2 separate regions of the Homo sapiens genome follow, and region 1 is linked to region 2. Evidence: chromatin contacts called from ENCODE Hi-C or POLR2A ChIA-PET data. All regions are on one chromosome and are shown on one strand. The core of a region is the stretch at or near the end of the contact, and the rest is flanking DNA. Distances in the headings are between cores, read along the strand shown.

Region 1 (5,691 bases), core at 1,587-4,086, 100 kb before region 2:
TGCACGCCATTCTCCTGCCTCAGCCTCCCGAGTAGCTGGGACTACAGGCACCTGCCACCACGCCCGGCTAATTTTTTTTTGTATTTTTAGTAGAGATAGGGTTTCACCGTGTTAGCCAGGATGGTCTCGATCTCCTGATGTCATGATCCACCTGCCTCGGCCTACCAAAGTGCTGGGATTACAGACTTGAGTGACCGCGTCCGGCCAAGGAAGGCTTTTTGAAGTTGCTTAGACTTTGGTGATTCATAGAAGGTCTGATTCTTTTTCAGCAGATAGGTGGGGATGGGATTGGAAATAGTAGGGGTCGGCATGAAATAATGATAATGGTTTCCTGCATCTCTCAGTACTCAGTGGATTCTGTCAGCAGGAGGGCAGTTGACCTTGTAGGGGATTCATGTAGATACTCCTAGTGGAGAAGATACAGTTAAGAATAAGTCCAGATGTCCTTTCTTCCAACTTGGTGTGGTTTTATATGGCCCATGTAGTCCCTTGACTTCTGCTGGATGTGCCTCGTAAGCTGGTGGGTAAATTAGACAGATTAGGATCATCTTAGTGGAGCTCTAAAGAAAATAATGATGTTATACATACTGATTCTTGTCTTCGGCAGTTGTTAGTCGGGAGCTCATTTTCTGCTTTCTCCTGACTTGTCTCAAGCCTGTTGATTCCTGTGCCTCAGGACCCTCATTAGGAGATGGCACTGAAATGGTTCTCAGTTGCACTTATCCCTTCGCTTACTTGGGAGAAACCCAGTAGGCTAAACTAAGTTGTTTTTAATCAGGGTTGTTCTCTTGGTAGGTAGTAGGTGATAGAGATTAACCTTTACCCAGGAAGGTGAAGGCAGACCAGTCTAAACTGTAGGGCATTGGTTTCTGCTGAGGGATCCCTCTTGAGTGAGTAGGGGAGTTAGTGATAGGCTGAGGCAGTGAATCTCCAAGGAAGGAGCTCAGTTCAGGGGCTGTAGAGGTGTAAGGCCGGAGTACAGCCCAGCTAAGGCAGCTCCTGTGTTTCTGGCCCCATGTCTCTTGAGGGAGGCTGGGACTGAGCCAGTACCTCTACCTTGTCCCCAAAACAGCTCCTCTCATTTGTTGCTCTTAGGAAACCTGTGTGAGTACATTGGGAAAGTGTTTTCATAGTGGCCAATAAGACGTTTTCCCAGGCCCAATAGACATTTGTGAATCATTAAGGATCTGTCCAGATACCTCTATGAATCTTCACACTTTTTTTTTTTTTTTTTTGAGATGGAGTCTTGCCCTTGCCGCCCAGGCTGGAATGCAATGGCATGATCTCGGCTCACTGCAACCTCTGCCTCCTGGGTTCAAGCAATTGTCCTTCCTCAGCCTCCCAAGTAGCTGGGACTACAGGCGCACACCAACACACCTGGCTAATTTTTTCATTTTTAGTAGAGACGGGGTTTCACCATGTTGGCCAGGCTGGTCACAAACTACTGACCTCAGGTGATCCACCCGCCTCGGCCTCTCAAAGTGCTGGGATTACAGGCGTGAGCCACCATGCCCTGCCCATCTTCACACTTTTGAATAACACTACAGGAGAGTGTTATCATTATAATATATAATATCAATATAATACCAATATATCAATATAATATCAATTATAAGTTACCATATAATTGAAAATATTTAGCAGTCCCTTCAAGCCACTGATGAATGTATAAAAGAGTAATTTAAAAGCTACTTAATTTCTCCCGAATCACATTTCAGTTTAGTGACCCAGATTTCCTGTTTATATGCTTATACTGTAAATTATTATATTTGTGTCTCTAAACGTTTGAAATTTTGTCTTACTTGCTGAGAAATTTTTTTTTTTTTTTTTTTTTTTTTTGAGACAGTCTTGCTCTTTTGCCCAGGCTGGAGGGTAGTGGTATGATCTTGGCTCATTGCAACGTCTGCCTCCTGGGCTCAAGTGATTCCTGTGCCTCAGGCTCCTGAGTAGCTGGGACTACAGTTTTGTGCAACCATGCCCAGCTAATTTTTGTATTTTTTAGTAGAGACGGGGTTTTGCCTTGTTGGCCAGGCTGGTCTTGAACTCTTGGCCTCAAGTAATCTGCCTGCCTTGGCCTCCCAAAGTGCTGGGATTACAGGCATGAGCCAGCGTGCTGGCCTTGCTGAGAAATGTTTGAGTGGACTGAGGCATTTGCCAAGAAGTTTCACAGATACTTTATTTGGAGTGTGGGACAAACTGGTTAATACTTAAGATTCAACCCACTACTGGTTTAATAGTCTACTTTTTAATTTATTCAAAAGATCTCTTATTTTTTTCTGGTTAAAGACCACTTTCCTAGGCACCATGACTTTGTGGCTGTCAGTGGCAACTGACTTTCTCTTTATGACCATCTTTCTCATACACAGCACATAAAGTTGCTGTGAGTTGAGGATGTTGCACATTTGACTTTACCTAATTGACCCTTTTGTGTTAGGTTTGTAGGATGTGTCATTTTGGGGCCTCAGGAAAGTAAATGACTAGCTTCTGCTTGCCTTCACCTTTTGGCTTCACTCTGGAATAGTTGAAATGAGGACTGTTAAATTTGTGAATGTCAACATCTCCAGCGTATATTATTAAGAGGAACAATTTAGATAATACGTGAACATATTTTCTCTTGTGGAAAACATTAGGATTGTGTAAAGGATTCTTGATTAAGGTGTATGGTACAGCCTGCTTAGTCAACAGAAGAATGAGGAGGCCACCTCTCACTGCACAACAAGTAAAGCTGTGGGCTATAGTTCCTTGCATAGTTGGAACTTTGCTCAGGAATTCTATCTTTAAAAGATCTTCAGTAGATAACCAACTTGAGGATAATGATTCACCTTCTTCATTTCCTGCATTCTTTCTGATTTCTTCACTTCCTTAGATTAGTGATTCTCAAACTGTAGCATGCCATCAGTATCACCTGCAGGGTTTGTTAAGGTACAGATTGCTGGGCCCTAGTCGTGTTCCTTTTTCAGTAGATCTAGGTTTGGGCCCCCAATTTTTCATTTCTAACAGGTTTCCAAAAAGTTCTGATGCTGCTGGTTTGTGGACCACACTTTGAGAACCCTGTCCCAGATGTTGAATATCCCAGTCTCCCAGAACCATTTTCTTTGGTGCTGAATAAGGCAGGTGACTCAGGACATGTGAACAGAGAAACCAGGCAGAGTAGAATGAAAGGGAGGTTGTGGGGAAAGTGGGTCTAAAAGCTAAGGAAACATTGAGGCCTGGTGCCATGGCTCATGCCTGTAATCCCAGAACTTTGGGAGGCTGAGGCAGGTGGATCACTTGAGATCAGGAGTTTGAGACCAGTCTGACTAACATGGTGAAACCCTATCTCTACTAAAATACAAAATTAGCCAGGCGTGGTGACGTGCCTATGATCTCAGCTACTTGGGAGGCTGAGGCAGGAGAATCACTTGAACCCAGGAGGTGGAAGTCGCAGGGTTGCACCGAGCCGAGATCGTGCCATTGCACTCCAGCCTGGGCAAGAAGAGTGAAACTCCATCTCAAAAATAAAATAAAATAAATAAAAGCTAAGGAAAGATTGAAAGGACATCCTGAATGTTAGAGACTTAGGACAGTTAAGCCTGGAAGTCCTGCTCATGATGCTTTGGTATCTGTGTATTGGTGAATGATCAACAGTCTGTCTGTTATGGATTAAGCATATCAAGTTCAAAGCATTATTGGTACACTACACAGAAAGTGTACTTTTTTCATTTTTTTCTTTGTTTTACATTAGTTGGCTTCCTGAGGCTCAGGTAGTCCAAAGAGCCCTGAATTCTGCGGCTAACAACGTGTATCAGTATGGACGAGAATGGATAACTCACAAGGTAAGGGAAGAAACTTTCTTTGTGGCTTTCTCTTTTCAGGGTCTTTACTGGTGGTTGCTTGTTGCTTTGATAAAACATAAGTAGAAATGCTATTCACAGCAGTAAATAGGCTTAAATAAACAGGTAAGCAACATACAATGAAATCTTTTGAAAGATCACATTGAATAGGGGTAGTACCCTGAACAATCTGAGAGGTTGGTCATGTACTTTTTCAAGATAGATGTGATTCATTACTTGTGAGTTAGGACAGAATGATCACTTGGTTTGGGTAGTCAAATAAGGCTTTGTAGAGAAAAAGGTATTAATGCATATTAAATCTTATTGTCTGCTGATAACTGTCTTTGGCAGTTTCCAGTTATTTTCATTTAATATTTGTTTTTTTTTCTTTTACTGTTTCTAAGAAGCCTGCAGTATGAATTATTTTGCCTGCTTTGCAGATGAGGAAACAAGACTCAGCAAGGCTGAGTCAGTTCCCAGTGGTCGTGTAGTAAATTGCAGAGCTTGGTTTGAAACTGAAGCTTAACTTCAAATCCTTTGTTTCTACTGTAGCATGCTCGCAGTGTGTGCCCAGAACTGGATTAAGTGCTTTTGATGTGGCACTTGAGATAAACCTTGAAGGAATGGCAGATCAAGGAAGAGTGGATTTTAAGAAGGGTATTTGTGTGAGCCAAGATGCAGAGACAGGAGTGTGCTTGAAGAGATGATTGAGATGCTGAGACAGGAGTGTGCTTGAGGAAATGATCTTGACTGAAGTGGAGGGAGCTTTGTGAAGGGGAAATGAATGATAGAGGAAAGGCAGCACAGTTAAGGATTAGATTCCACCATATGGATTTGGGATATTCTTTCCCTCCCTAGTTTTGCCTGTAGGAATAAAGGTAATTTGCACTTTTAGTATACTGAAATAATTAGGATTATGTAAGAATCGACAGGATTTGTTGCAGTAAGACTTGTGCCTAGAAAAATATATTAGTATGTGATTCCATATTGAAAATTCAAAAACAAAATCTAAAAAAATAATATAATGGAAGATACGCTGTATACACATATATGGAATCAGGCTGGCCGTGGTGGCTCACGCCTATAATCCAAGCACTTTGGGAGGCCAAGGCAGGCGGCGGATCATGGGGTCAAGAGTTCGAGACCAGCCTGACCAACATGGTGAAACCTGGTCTCTACTAAAAATACAAAAGTTAGCCAGGCGTGGTTGCGCACGCCTGTAATCCGAGCTACTCAGGAGGCTGAGGCAGGAGAATCACTTGAACTCGGGAGGCAGAGGTTGCAGTGAGCCGAGATCATGCCACTGCACTCTACTCTCAGAGACGGAGAAACTCCATCTCAAAAAAAAGAAAAAAAAATTAGATGAGCTTGTTTACCTCAAATTAGATGGCTCTCAAATGATGTTCTGACTATGCTTCATGCTTGGTTGCCTCTCATATGCAGAGGCATATCAGGCACCACCAACAGTACTTGTGTTTCAGTGATGTGTAGTTTTTTTTTTCTTTTTGTGGAGAGGGAGTCTTGCTCTGTTGCCCAGGCTGGAGTGCAGTGGCGTGATCTCAGCTCACTGCAACTTCCACCTCCTAGGCTCAAGTGATCCTACCACTTCAGCCTCCTGAGTAGCTGGAACTACAGGCATGCACCACCATGCCCTGCCAATTTTTCTGTTTTTATAGAGACGTGGTTTCACCATGTTGCCCAGGCTGGTCTCGAACTCCTGTGCTTACGCAATCCTTCCACCATGGCCTCCCAAAGTGCTATGATTACAAGGCATGAGCCACGATGCCTGGCCAAATGGCTTTATTATATTGAATATTTAGTTTTCAGTTTATGAATAAATCAAATATAAAGGAACAAATATGAACAGATACGTTTGCAT
Region 2 (5,439 bases), core at 264-2,763:
ACTACGGCTGAGGCACGAGAATCACTTGAACCCGGGAGGCGGAGGTTGCAGTGAGCTGAGATGGCGCCACTGCAGTCCAGCCTGGGCGACAGAGCAAGACTCTGTCTCAAAAAATAAATAAATAAATAAATAAATAAATAAATAAAACAAACAGCATAGTAGATCTCTGAATTAATATTAACATCCTAGTTTTCCTATTGAAATAGTCATTTTTAAATTTCTTCTGAATTGTTTTTTAATTATAATACAACAGCTCTTCTATAATGCAGTAATTCTATGTTTTAATTCTACTAACTTCATAATGAAATGAATGTAGTTATTTGATTTTTGAATTGCTTTCCTTCCACTTGGATGGAATCTCTTTCCTTGATGACTACATAATCTTGGAATATTGCCTGTGGTGGGTAAGTTCATTGGTATTTCTACAACATGTAGAATAGTGCCATACAATGTATAGGAAGGCATCATTTTTATTCTTTATTTTAATACCGAGTGGAAGTTTTGTTTATTTTCCATTGTACTGTGTGTCCTGTTATTTATATTTACATGTTTATATTTTTTCTCTTCAAATGGCTTCTGTAGTGTCAAAGCTTGCTTATTTTTTTAAATAAAATGTCATTTACAATTATATCAAATTACATATTTTTTATTGAGTATGCCCATTTAAACATTTCATATTTTAAAAATACTCATTTAGGATAAATGTTAATTTGCTTAAAAATCAGGGCATAATAGAATTATAGCTATAACATCATTTGTAAAGTATGATAAATGTTTACCATGCTTCCACATTTAAAAATTTCTGTGATAGTCTGAATGGCAAATCATTTTGATGCTTTGTATTTATAGTTACATAGATTTTCATATGAGCCAAATTTTGGATATTAAAAGGTAAATGATATAATTGATCCACTTTTAAAAAGAAGAGTGGTCACTTAGCCTTAGGGACTGTTGGGAAATGAAGAGAAGTGGCTTGCTGTTGTGATAAGATACCTGGTGTGGGTTATCCTGGAGTATCTGTAAGGCCCAGGTCTTTCTCAAACTGGTGTTAGGCAAGCTTTTCCCTGCTCCGGGCCCAAGTGTCCTTGACTCAATAATGAAAGTCTTAGGCTCAGTGATCTCAGTGACCTGTCAGCTCTAAAAGTCTTTTGTGAGCACTACCTGAAGTTAGTGTACTTTCGACTTCTGGGCATGAATATACCCTGCACTGTGTCTTTATCCTGGCTGGCTCTCTTTAAAGGCCAGAGGAATATTGTCTTCTGGCTTTATCAGTTGTCATCAGCCCATGACATCAGCCCAGTAGGGAGGCTGGAGGAGTGCCACAGGATGGCTATTTTTCTGGCATGTGACTGACTTTATGTACTTGTAAACGTGTTCCACGTGCACTGTGAGAAGCTTTACTAATAGCTGCAGCCATTCTGGAAAGAATATGGCATCAATCCTGGCCAGCTGATTCTCCTCTTTACCAGAACACCATTGAGCTTAGTACAGGTATCTCCTATAGTGTTTTCAGTGCTGAAGAGGTTTGTGTTTTCATTCTTGTAAACATGGGCTATGGCTGAGTTTTCATTACTTGTACTTCTTCCATGTCCCTAGGCCAGTGAGTTCATCATCATCTGAAATGGATATGGTTCTAGTTTTCTTGACCAAGGGCCTGAGCCCCCTTCCTCTTTGTGTTTGAGATGCTCGCAGTTTCTAAATCGGGCTGTTCTACCAGCATTTTGGTCTATTTTCTTCTCTCTTTTATTTCCATAAGAAGAGGAGTTATAACAGGCTTTTCCCCCCTCTCAAGAAAGATAGCAGTCATTTAACAGTTATTCTCTGCCTTAATCCCAGGCGATGTTCTGAGTAGCAATTACGGTAGCAATTAGAGGTTGATAAGCTTGGCAAGGGGGTTTTCTTTCTATAAATATAAGTAATTTTTTTCCTTAAAACAGAAAACAAACCCAAGTTGCATTTTCCATCAAGGGGTCTCTTCCTTCCTCTGAGATCTGAGTGCTAATCTCATGTTAGGGATAGAATTGGGTAGAAGTTGAAATACAGGTTCTGAAGTGGACTGCCTAGGTTCCAATCCTGCCTCTGCTATTTCCTAACTTAATCTCTCTATGCTTCAAGTTTTACATCTGCAAAATGGGGATAATGATGACAAAACTACCTAATATGGTAAGTGTGAAGATTAAATAAAATAAGTTAATTCACAGTAAATTCTCAACAAGTGTTACCTCTATCAGCATCAGCATCATGACCACTGTTACCTTGTGGTAAAACTAAATAGTTTATGAGAAAACATTAGGTCCAATTTCTCTTACTTAATCTCAATCTCTCCTACTTTCTGGCATCCATCTCTCCCTATGTCCTTTCTCCTACTCTAGGGAGGACTAGCCAGTCTGGCCCCACCGTAGAAAACCTCTAGATCTGCAGAAGCAAAGGTAAACTCCTTGCTTCTTTGTACAAATGAAGCTCATCCCTTCTCCAATGGTGAACTGACACCCTCTGAAAGATTCCTCTCACCGGACATCTAATGCAACATTAATTCAGTGTTCTCCTTTTCTGTCTCTGAGATTTGCCTTTCTTCTACCAAAGTTAGGCTCTTTAAAAAAAATAGCTAGGGAAGTTTAAGGAAAAGTAAAAGCCACAGGCTACTAGGGTCTTTGTGGGTAAAATTGTAAACATGATCCTTCAGAGGCCCGTGACTATTATAACCATAAAAATAATAGTAGCTGCCATCTCTTGAGAATGTACTGGGTTCCAGGTACTTTCATAAGTGCTGGATGTCCATTTTCTCATTTAATCCTCTCAGTAACCCTGGAGACAGGTATTATTTCCACATTTTATGAATGATGAAACTGAGGCTCGAAGTATCCCACAGTGAGTAAACTATAGGAGCTGGGACCCTTACTGAGGTTTGAATGATGCCAAAGATGAAATTTTATTAACTACCCATACTCTATTACTCAAGCAGTTAAACTCCACTCCAATCCTAAAGTTTTCTAATGAGAATGAACCAATTCTGTGAAAAATGCTCACAACTGCAGCTCTGAGTTCTGCTTTTTTCCCTCCCAAAGCTATTTCAGAAATGACTGAGAGATCCCAGGAAGTACAGGGCAAGGAACAAGTAATGACTGTATTCTTGTTTTGGTTGGTCCACTTATTGGCTGAGGATGGGGCCAGCTAAATTACAGAAGAGGTAAAACAATCTGTTAGTAATGGAATCCTGGGCACATTACCTGCCCTTTTGAGTTTGTTTCTTTATTTCAATGGATGTAAATGAAATAATGTGTAATACTGCTTGCACATCCTATGCCTGTTTTCAGACTATGTGAGCACTGTGGTTTCTTTTACTTTCAAGCTGGATATTATGTAAATAATCTCTTCTTTAGGTTCAGTTAACTTATGTTAAAAAAAATCAGCATTACCCAAACTTCCTAAGGACTGAACAGAAATTCCTTCTTACGTGGGAAACGCCTCAGCCTTCAGTCAATGAGACACTTATTGTTTCACTGGGAAAGTGCCTCTCTGTTCAGGAAGGGTTTATGTAGGTTTCACTGAGATGGAGTTGGTTGATTGTGTGTACTGCCTTTATTTGTCCTGATTTTTATCATGAACCTCATGAGCATAGCTTTTTCCTCAAAGAAGTCCATCTCTGGGTTAACCATTCTGACTGAACTGAATCCAGTGCCACAGTGTTGTTCTTCCTGTTATGCATGGTTGATGTGACAAACCTGCTCATTACCTTGCACCTGCCCACTGCTTTCCATACAAAGGTGTATTCTTCAGGTCCTGATTTCTCTTTGCTGCTGTTATGACTCCTGTTATGACTATTGTTGAAAAGCCTTTGCTGTATTCTAGCCACCTTAGTTCTGCTCTGCATAACTTGCCTCCTGTGATTGGCAAACTACCAGGCATACTTGTAAGTATCATTCAACCATCCAACTAAGTGGTAAACATCACGCTAAGCAATAGGAGGGAGGCTTTAGTGTTCACATGCTAAAAGTTAGTCTGAGACCTAGGTCATTGTCCACCTTAACCCCAGACACTGAAATTTCACACTAGGACCTCCTGGGATTGTTTCAAGAAGGTAAAAATCAATACTTGTCTTCCTGTCTTCTGCTTTCATCCCATTCTGCCTTCTCACCCAAACCTCCAGGGAGGCTGTGGTCCTTGTATTAGAAGGGACCACACCTAAAAGACTCCACTTTTCCTTAGTGGTGAATATGTGTCAGTTTAGAATTTGAGATTATTTTGGATAATAAGTGTCAGAAAAAAGCCTTATCTCAGAGCTTGCGGTCTCTATCCTTCCTTTAAGGAAGCTGAATTCCCTTTGTTCTATTTCAATCATTTCAGAGTAAATATGACTACGCTTCAGTTTATAGAGATGCAGCTCTAACTAAACTATGTAGGGCAGTTATGATCACAATCGTGCCAAGAATCTTAATTTGGTTTTCAGTTCTGTAACTACTTTTCTCATTTTCCTGGCAGCCCTATTTCATAGCCCTGCATTTACATTATCGTTTGGCAGATTGGATGCCACTAAAAATGGGGGTACAGGAAGATAAACATGTTCGTGGGTAAAGATGAGTTTGTTTGGGGATGGTAGGAGCCTGCAACAAGGGAGTGATCTATCCAGAGAAGAGACGATGGTCTATACTAGGGTGATGATAGTCAAGATGAAGATAAGGGGACTAAGAAGAATTTAAAAACTAATATTGGTAGGGTTTATTGGTCAATTGAATATAGAGGTGAGGGAGAGGGAGGAGTTGGAGGATGATAGCTGGGTTTAGATTAGAATACCTCATTCCTGCTCCTGAGTTTAGCTGATAAGCTGCCTATGCTTTAGTGGTCAGGGATTCATTTTAAGTGGGTCTGGGGACATTAATTTTTTGATTGATCATACCATATAGAGTGCCTCCAGAACTAAAGATAGCTAATTATAAGAAATGTGAATCAGGGATAATTTAGCACATTTTCAGTGAAATGATAAGGCTTTTCCATTCTTGGGGAATTCGATTTATTTTGTAGATATACAGAAAGGCTCTATATATTGTAACTGAGAACATTTCTCAATTAGGTTTTCATAAGAAATAATTTTAGTGCTCCCTTAAGATGAGAGGGCCTTTAAACTTAATTGTGAACTTAATTTATCTGAAGGTATAAACTCAGAAGATGGCACAATTGTAGTGTTGACTAAACAGGATTTAGGGAGTATTAAACATACAATACCTCGTTGAGGACAGTGCTTTGAAGACAATTCTATATATCAGATCTGTACTAAGTATATTTTCTCCAAATAGTCCTGTTTTTCCAACTATTTTTAATGTTTATAATATGATAGAGTTTTGTTTATGCTACTTCTTTGATATAACAGCTAAACATAATTTAGCCAGTTTATTTTATTATTATTATTATATTTTGGAGACAGGGTCTCACTTTGTCACCCAG

What was found. A loop is a pair of places that touch in the nucleus more often than their neighbours do. ChIA-PET counts read pairs that join two places held with the same protein, here RNA polymerase II (POLR2A).
Region 1: a loop to region 2 is called in a map of Panc1, with 3 times the contacts of the local background. The contact joins two enhancer-like sites. A Hi-C loop is called at or near these places in 1 of 168 maps with a recorded cell type or tissue (Panc1). POLR2A ChIA-PET finds 5 or more read pairs at or near these places in 5 of 52 experiments (BJ, H1, WTC11 and 1 more).

The regions. Positions count from the first base shown.
Region 1 is chr9:109,062,601-109,068,291 of GRCh38, reverse strand. It overlaps TMEM245 (transmembrane protein 245), which reads left to right. Exons shown (of 18, transcript NM_032012.4): 10 at 3,725-3,815. Among named protein-coding and RNA genes, the nearest start is that of MIR32, 19 kb to the right of the region's middle. Within about 2 kb of position 2,836, at least 2 of the 41 ENCODE cell types and tissues checked have a DNase peak (open chromatin) inside an H3K27ac peak, as active enhancers do.
Region 2 is chr9:108,959,550-108,964,988 of GRCh38, reverse strand. All of the region lies in intron 11 of CTNNAL1 (catenin alpha like 1), which reads left to right. Among named protein-coding and RNA genes, the nearest start is that of ABITRAM, 28 kb to the right of the region's middle. Within about 2 kb of position 1,513, at least 4 of the 41 ENCODE cell types and tissues checked have a DNase peak (open chromatin) inside an H3K27ac peak, as active enhancers do.